Regions from separate parts of the Homo sapiens genome. Here region 1 is linked to region 2. The links are chromatin loops, found by intact Hi-C in ENCODE. Cell type or tissue: HCT116. All regions are shown on one strand. Links, peaks and the distances in the headings refer to the core of each region. The heading gives the core; the rest is flanking DNA.

What was found. Peaks named below come from ENCODE experiments on the same cell type or tissue, not always from the same donor. Only the 100,000 strongest peaks of a DNase experiment are listed, where the experiment ranks them.
Region 1: a loop joins it to region 2, with 3 times the contacts of the local background. A loop is called at or near these places in 1 of 110 quality-filtered maps.

The regions. Positions count from the first base shown.
Region 1 is chr12:127,291,906-127,296,301 of GRCh38, forward strand. All of the region lies in intron 1 of LOC124903050 (a long non-coding RNA gene), which reads right to left. Among named protein-coding and RNA genes, the nearest start is that of LINC02376, 9.8 kb to the left of the region's middle. In HCT116, for the core only: a CTCF peak has its summit at 1,800 (motif pointing left); a DNase peak (open chromatin) is centred at 1,806.
Region 2 is chr12:126,872,053-126,876,448 of GRCh38, forward strand. LINC02372 (long intergenic non-protein coding RNA 2372) reads right to left here and starts at 2,638. Exons shown (of 3, transcript NR_033970.1): 1 at 2,405-2,638; 2 at 1,274-1,452. It overlaps LOC105370061 (a long non-coding RNA gene), which reads left to right and starts at 2,752. Exons shown (of 3, transcript XR_945511.3): 1 at 2,752-2,928. In HCT116, for the core only: a CTCF peak has its summit at 2,555 (motif pointing left); a DNase peak (open chromatin) is centred at 2,539.

The DNA.
Region 1 (4,396 bases), core at 82-4,081, 420 kb after region 2:
AATCAGTATCAGTAAACAGGAGACAGCTTGAGTGTCACACTGTACTGCAATGGAAAGTAAATGCCAGCACCCAACGTGCTCTCACCATGCTAGCTGCTTCCATGTGTCAACTTGACTGGGCTAAGGAATGCCCAGATAGCCAGTAAAATACTATTCCTGCATATGTCTGTGAGTGTGTTTCTAGAAGAAAATATTATTTGAATCAGTGGGTTGCATAAAGATGACCCTCATCAATGTGTGCAGGCATCCTCCAATTCACTAAGGGTCCAAATAGAACAAAAGGGTGGAGGAAGGGCAGGCTTGTTCTTTCTGTTTGAGTTGGGACATCCACCTTCTACTCTGAGATGTTGGTACTCCACATGCCCAGGCCTCAGACTCAGACCAGAACTTATGCTATATCTGTATACAGATATAGATAGATATGTATGTGTGTACACACACACACATATATATACACACACATACACACAACCCATTAATGACAGTATGTGTGTGTGTGTATATATATACTCTCTTCCCATGTGCACACACACACACACACGTTATACACACACATGTTATTAATGAGTTGTCCAGTGTGGCTGCTCTGATGTGTATGGGGCTGCTCCAATGTGGCTGCTCATTAATGGGTTGTCCAGTGTGGCTGATCTGGTGTGTATGTGGCTGCCGCAATGAGGCAGCTCATTAATGGGTTGTCCAGTGTAGCTGCTCTGGTTCTCACATGCCTTACCCTCTCTAAGCTGAGGTTTCTGTACGCAGAATGTTCTGAGTTGGGTCTGGAGATCCTGCAAACAGGACACTAGGAAAGCTGAAGAAGGCCCAGGCTATCTGAAGCTGTCACCTCCCACCAAACCTCCCTCATCCAACCATGTCTTCTGGGGAAAACCTCAGACTCCCAGAGGCTAGACAATTCTGTGGCCCCCCTCAGTGCATCAGTACAGGATGCTTTGAGGCAGCCCCAAAAGACATCATGCCGGTAAGTAGTCTCCTTTCCCTTGAGTATCCTGGGAAACTGGGGGTTGGGACCCCAGCCCTTATTTCTCTGGATCCCCCAGGGTCTCCAGAAGAGAGCCACACCCATCCTAGAGATGTGTCTAGTCAACAGCTAGTAACTGGGGGGACGAGGCAAACCTCTGTGGGAGGGTTCATGGGGAGACAGTGCTCGGGAACAGTGTTGGGGCGTCTACGGAAAACTATGTTCCGATGGCCACACTCAGGGCCCTCTCCACCCCTCACTCCTCGGCACTCCCTCAAGAGCTCCTCTTCTGTTTTCTCGACTCCACCATTCCCAGTGTATTCATCTACATGAAGCCTCTGTCTGTCTTCCTGAACTCTGATTCTCTTCGTTCTAGTACCTGGAGGACCTAAGCCTCGTGTTTCAAGGATCCCATCACTGGGTTTGCCTTCCTTCCCTCGTTTTGTTTTCCAGCATCAAGCTTGGCTCACACCTGTGCTGATCTCCATCCATTCCAGCCTCAGGGTATTTGTGCTGTGATCATGGCTAGGCGGTCTCTTCCCCCTCTCCCACTCCCCACCCCCATCTCACACTCACCTTATCACTGATGCCTCTCATAGTCACACCTGAGATTCCACTCCATCATTCCACAAGTGCCTATGCAATCCTACCATCTCCTGATACTGTGCACCCAACACAGGGTTCTCCAGGAAGAGCCCAGGTGAGGATCCACAAAGCTGCTGCTTGATCCCTGAGCTGCATGCGTAGGATAGCAAAGATGAGGACAAATGCAAATGAGGCAAAGGAAGATGAGCCATGAGGCAGAGCGCTGTGTTACACACCAGCTCCCCCTGCAGGGCAAGCACAGAGAGGCAGCAGCCTGCTCAGCGGGCCATGCATGCACTTGGCACGCAGGATTTCTGTGGGGTGTGGCACCGCCCAGGGAAACCCTGGCTTAACCCTGGCTTAAGGAGGAGTGTTTGTGTGCCCATCTCTCATTTTCTTTTGAACAGAGTCCCTCCATTGGGACTGCATTTTTCTGCACTTTTGGTTCTTCTCATCCAGCCCCTCCAGTGATCTCTCAGGATGCAGAGCCCAGGCCTCTGCGAGGAGGTATTCCACCAGCAAGGAAGAGGCAGAGGTTCCAGAAACTCAGGTGTGCTTTATGCACACCTGAGAGGTGACCATAAAGGAGGCTCAGGGCTTCTAAGGGAAGTGGCTGGTTTTGCTCTCACAGTGACTGCGTCACCTTGGGAGGCGGGGGATGCAGGGTGCAGCCGCAGCCGTCTACACACTTGTGTCCAGAGCCCTGGGCCAGGCACTGTGCATTCCACGGGGCCCATCACAGCCCCTGCCTACATGGGTGGATTCTACTGCAGGCCTGCTAAAGTGTTGTCTTGCAAAACCTCATTGAACTCGTGCGGCAATCCTATGAATGATTCATATTAGTGTTCCCATTTTACAGATAAGAAAACTGAGCCTCCACGACATAAGGAGGTGCCAATTCAGGTACAGCATAGTGCTGCGGGGGATTAAGCTAAGGTTCACTAGAATTCAGTGCCCTCCAAACCAATTAGCCCTGCCTCCTGTGCACATGTATTTCATCAAGTTTGAGATCACACTGTGATCATTTCGCCTGAGTCCCTCAGGGTGAAAGTGCTGGTTCTGAGTGCCTGAACACTTAACATTTCTATGGGGACTGCAAAGTGACTTCCAAATGAATGTGTCAATTTGCACAATGAACATCAGTGTTTTGCTGGATTCTTAATGACAGTTCTCTCACTTGGCTTTGCCCCTCTGGGTGTTCATTTGTAGCATTTCACACACACACACACACACACATACACACACACACACTAAAATCAAAGTGGGCAAGGCATTGCTATCAAAACATGAAACAGTCCATTCAGCCCCGGCCTTCCAAGCACCTTAAATGCCTGAACCCCGCATCCAGCACAGGATGGCCTCCAAGCCTGTGTCCCTGCTTGGCTTCAGGAGGCCGCACTCCCCGCCCTGCAGTGCCTGAGACTGGGCCTGTCACTTTCTGTAAATGCTTGTGCAGTACACAGTCCCTTTTCTGGATTGTGGAACTGCACCCTGGCTCTGTCTCCCTCTCTCTGCCTGCACTCCTCCTGTAGCCTGGATCAGTCTGGACAGCTTCCAAACACGCCCCCTGTGTCCAATCTGGCTCCTATAACATAAGCCACAAGGCATCCAAAGTGGTGATTTTAAAACTTAAATAAGGTCATAACATTTCCCTAATAAAAACCCACAAATGACATCCCAATGGACTGAGAATAAATGCCAAGCCCTCACCTCTCGCTTCTCCTACCTGGCCCTGTGTGTGCTGGCTGTTCATGACCACCTGGCTGCTTCGACCACTTCCCCTTGTGTGTCTTCTCCAGCCATGCCGACTTTCTTTCCCTTCTTCAAACACACTTCACTAGTCCCTACCCTCAACTTCAGGGGCTTCTCTGACATTTTCTGTCCCCCTCTGCTTAGAACACTCTTCCCTAAATTTATTTACGTTGTCAAAGGAGTAGGATGAGATAATGACTGATAGTACTGGACAGTCACCATAGTCCAGACACTGATAGATGTGTTTAGTGCTATGAACTCATCTATTCTCCACAATGATTCTTTGGGTTTGGTGCTATCGTGATCAATGCTTAACAAACGAGGAAACTGGAGCCTAGCGAAGCAACTTGCCTAGTCACACAGCTCTTGGTGATAGAAGGACGACACAGGCCTCAGCTCTGTATTAAATGAGAGTGCAAAAAGAAAGGCCTCTAGTCAAGCTCTGGGGCTATAGAATAGTTCTATGCTGTCCAGTGGAGAAAGAAGGACAAAGAAGGCTGTGAATGAACAGACAGGAGTAGCAGCAGAGCTTCCATGAGGGAGGCAGCGGTCACCTAGATTGAGGTCTGCTGAAAAAGCAATTGTATCTTCAGTTATCTGAGCAACATATGGGTCCCTGGTGACTTTATCATAACTGTATCAGCAACTGGCCGGACTAGCCAGGCTGCTGTGGGGTGAAGAATAATGAGAGGTGAGGAAATGATAACCTCAAATGCAGAAGTCTCTTCTGGAATGCTTTCCTCTAAAAAGGATCAGAGAGACTGTTTGAAGATGGAAAGGAATGTTCTGAGTTGGGTCTGGAGATCCTGCAGACAGGACACTGGGAAAGGTGGGCCCCATCCCAGACATGGCAATGGAACCCAGTTCTATGTAGGAAATGATTGCATCTGTTTTCATGGGGGTGACTGTGAACCTCACAGCAGTACAAGGAGGATTAATTAAGATATTAAGTCAGAAATTACAGATGCATAATACCTGGAATTATGGCTCAGTACATAATGACTCCAGCCCTATCTCTGTAACTCACAACACTGTATTTGAATGTATCTGGACAGATCCTGGAGGTAACTGTAGAAATGCCCT
Region 2 (4,396 bases), core at 154-4,153:
AGCCTGGCCAACATCATGAAACCCCATCTCTTCTAAAAATACAAAAATTAGCCTGGTGTGGTGGCAGGCCCCTGTAATCCCAGCTACTCGGGAGGCTGAGGCAGGAGAATCGCTTGATCCTGGGAGGCGGAGGTTGCAGTGAGCCGAGATTGTACCACTGCACTCCTGCCTGAGTGACAGAGTGAGACTCTGTCTCAAAAAAATATATATATTTAATATATATTTAAATATATAAAATATTTAATATTTTAATTAATAAAATATTTAAATATATATATATCACTGGGCGTGGTGGCTTATGTCTGTAATCTCAGCACTTTGGGAGGCCAAGGTGGGTAGATCACTTGAAGTCAGGAGTTCGAGACCAGCTTGGCTAGCATGGTGAAATAACATCTCTACTAAAAATAAAAATACAAAAATTAGCAGGTGTGGTGGCACACACATGTAGTCCCAGCTACTTGAGAGGCTGAGGCATGAAGATCTCTTGAACCCAGGAAATGGAGGTTGCAGTGAGCTGAGATCATGCCACTGTACTCCAGCCTGGGTGACATAGTAAGACCCTGTCTCTAAAAAACAAACAAAAAATCTAAATTTACATAATTATATATGTAAAGATAATTTAGGTAATTTAGGGGAAACTTGTTCCCCCTAGAATATAGAAAGTCTGAGCCGCAGATATCAGCATTTTATCTCCAGATCTCACTATGCATGTATGCCATGTAATAAATGTGGTTGCAATAAAAGAAGAAAAAGTGGAATTTGAAAATGAAAAATGGCATTCATGAAGAAAAGTACACCTTTTTTTGACTTTTGTTTGCAAAGTGCATGCACTACATATCAGATTTTTAAAATTCACATCGTTAGTATGCATCAATGATCTCTTTATGAATTTGCAAAATTTAGATAAGTTATGGTGTCATATTTGCTGTGTTTATTTTTTAGATTTTTTTAATGGAGGAAAATTTGGAGAAGGACATGACCTGGGCCTGTGTTTCATGGGGTGCCCTTACTTGAGACAATCAGGACACTATCACTTTCCAGATGGAAAATAATGATCCAAATGCTTTAATGTCCATTAGGGAAATTATCCTTCCAGCCCAAGAAAGCAATCATGTTATCAATTCATAATACTGGGGGGTCTTCATGTTCTATGAGATGTCTTCAAAATGTCATTGCTACAGTAGGTCATTTTTTTACATGATTTTTAAAAATTTTATTTCAAAATGTAGGCTTATCTCTTTAGGTTCTACAAAGGATGAAACTATAGAAAAACCTTTTTACATATCTGCATTGTCTGTAGGAATAAGCCACTTTGCAAATAGTGAGATGGATGTTACGTCTTAATTTCTTGTCCATGTGATGATGAATTTTTGCTCCTTTAGATGGTTTAATTCACTCTTTATATGATGCAATTCTCTTAATTCTCTTTGCTGCTTTCTTTGCACAAAGATACTGTGAAAATATAGAGAAAGAGGTAATTCACGGTTTTCATTTTTCATTGTTACACTTGGAACTGAAGTGATCCATTACTTGATTTTGAGAGAGACTGTAGACCTAAGTGTTTAAATTAAAAGAATAAAGCTTCTAAGATAAAGCTCTTGCTATCTTGGGTTTAGCAAAGATTTCTTAATCAGATCTCAAAGTTACTAACAATAAATTAATAAAATAATTGAGCTTATAAACATTTTTAAAAATACTTTTCCTGATCCAGGAGAGAATTGACTTAAGAGTCTAACACCTTTTAAAGTCTGATAAGAAACATTTACAATTTATCCTCTCTGAGCCTGCTACCTGGAGGGTTCATCTGCATGATAAGAATCTTGGTCTCCACAACCCTTTATCTGAGCCCAGACCTTCCCTTCTTTGGATATCTGGTCTTTAGATAACCTCTTTCAACCAATTGCCAATTGGACAATCTTTGAATCCGCCTATGACCTGGAAGCTTCCACTTTGAGTTGTCCTGCCTTTCTGGACCGCTGATGTCTTCGGTCTCCCTGGAATGTACAAAGCCAAACCGTAGCCTGACCACCATGGGCACGTGCTCTCACGACCTCCTGAGGCTGTGTCACAGGCATGTCCTTAACCTTGACAGAATAAACTTCTAAATTGATTGAGTCTTTTCTCAGATACTTTTTGGTTTACAACGTGAAATACATTATGCTTCCATTACACTAGTTATCATGGGAAAACACCTCAAAAAAATAAAAACAGACCAACAAAAGACAATAAAGACCTTTGTGCCGTCCATTATTTTTCTGTCCTAGTATTTGTGGCCGGGTCAAAAACAAACTAGACAGGGACCCTGAGGGAGGGAGATTTCGCTGACATCTGTAGGTAGGATCAGGCTTCCAGGGCTGCAGAGGGAAGAGCTTCAATAAGAGGAGGGAAAAGCAGTGATAATGACCTTCATGGGTCCTCTACTGCCGACTGTCTGGGCTGCAGTGCCCTGGCACATTTCCTTGCAGAGAAAGGACAGCAGGAGTGGGCTTCCTGGTTCCCTTTCTGTTTTCTCTGAGGCCAGCAGGTGCCTGGCGTGGCCTTTGCGCCCCCTGCTGGTCGTTCTGGCAGCACACAGCCTCCTGCCTTGCCAGTGTGAAACCCGGTGCTGTCTTGTTCCCCGGGTGGAATGCAAGAGAATGCTTGGGAAGAACTTTGTTACCCAATGAAGCCTCCTGGTTCTCTAGTCCCTGGTAGCCTGTCCTGGTTGCCAGGTGCTTGTTTGCATTCCAAGCTCCACATTCCCCAGGGTCCAGTGTAGTCTTGTGTCTAAGCTGGTGTCTGGCCACCAAAGGCAGGCGTGCAGGGCCTTGGCTACTGCGCTAGGTCTGCTGATGGCCACAAGCCTTTAGTCCCAGCTCTGCCTTAGCAATGGGGGTGTCTGAAGGCTCAGGGGATACACAGGTCCTCTAGGTTCCTGGGGAGATGATGGTAAGTAATCCTTCTTAACAGTCTTTAAAAAATACATAATTTAACATGGACAAAGCAAGTAATCAAAAGGCTATCTGACAAAGTGAAAAATATTGTAAAATTCTTAACACGTTTAACTAGATCATAAACCCAGGAAATCCTTGAGCTTCCTTCAAGACAGGCCAGCTCTTTGAGTGAGTTAGATACACTGGGTTTGTCATCAGTTAATACTAATCTGAATAGGTCTATCTCTTTGTGTAATGATAAAAGAGGCCTTGTTGAAAATAAGCCAAAAGGGAGCCCCCTCTCTCCATGGTGAAGTGTGTATATGGGTCATTTTCAAAGTTAGATATGGTTTCTGTAAGATGAAGCCTGGCCATTCTAAGTCACTTGAGTGAAAACAGCTTACGAGCCTGGCAGAAGAATAATTCACAACATAAGAAAACACTTTCTGATCTTTAAAAACATTGAAAATTTCTTTTACAAGAAATTGAAGGCTGGAAAGAAAGGGAGAAGGACTTGAATAGAAAGAAGGAAATTATTGGAATTCTAATGAATACAGAACACAAATCCTAAATGATAGATTTAGTTTAAGTGTCTGATGGAAACCTTTCTGAATATCACATATCTACCAGCCAATAGAAAATAATGTAGAAGGTGGAAATCTGAAATTCAATATAAAGAGTGGATTATAAAAGGAAGACCGCATTATCCATTAGGCAAAGACCCTTTTGAGAAACCTATCTGTGCTTTTAAAGTAAGCACTTTCTCCTAGAGGAAAAAAACTAGAAGACAGATAGTAAACCAAAAAAAAAAAAAAAAAAAGAAAAAGAAAAATCTAATAAATAAATTTCTTAGAACTCAAATTGAAAGCATCCTATGGAAGGAAGAATCTTTCCATTTAGAAAATGCTCACACAGAAAGTGAGAAAGCTTCTGCAGAAACTTGAAATGCCATCTGAACTTTATCAATAACAGACACATCAGGTATGGATTTACCATTTAACATTAGAGAAGAAACAGCTTGAAGTAAAAGGAAGCATCAACCAACCCCCTTCTAAGCTGGGGACTTAAGAAACAAGAACAAGGGAAATGAATCAGAATTAGAAGCACTTTGATTTGATCAAAACCTTTTTATCTCCCCTAAGGAAAGAAGCTTGCAATAACTAATTAGCAGCTCCGGCCACTGGAGAAAGCTCAATGCCTTGAGAAAAGCAAATGCACCGGAGAAACAAGTTAGATAGAGCTGAATTAAAGGTGAGCTTTTGGCCAGGCACAGTGGCTCACGCCTGTAATCCTAGCACTCTGGGAGGCCAAGGCGGGTGGATCACCCGAGGTCAGGAGTTCAAGACCAGCCTGGCCAACACAGTGAAACCCTGTCTCTGCTAAAAAAAAAATACAAAACTTAGTTGGGCATGATGGCGGGTGCCTGTAATCCCAGCTACTTGGGAGGCCGAGACAGGACAATCACTTGAACCTGAGAGGCAGAG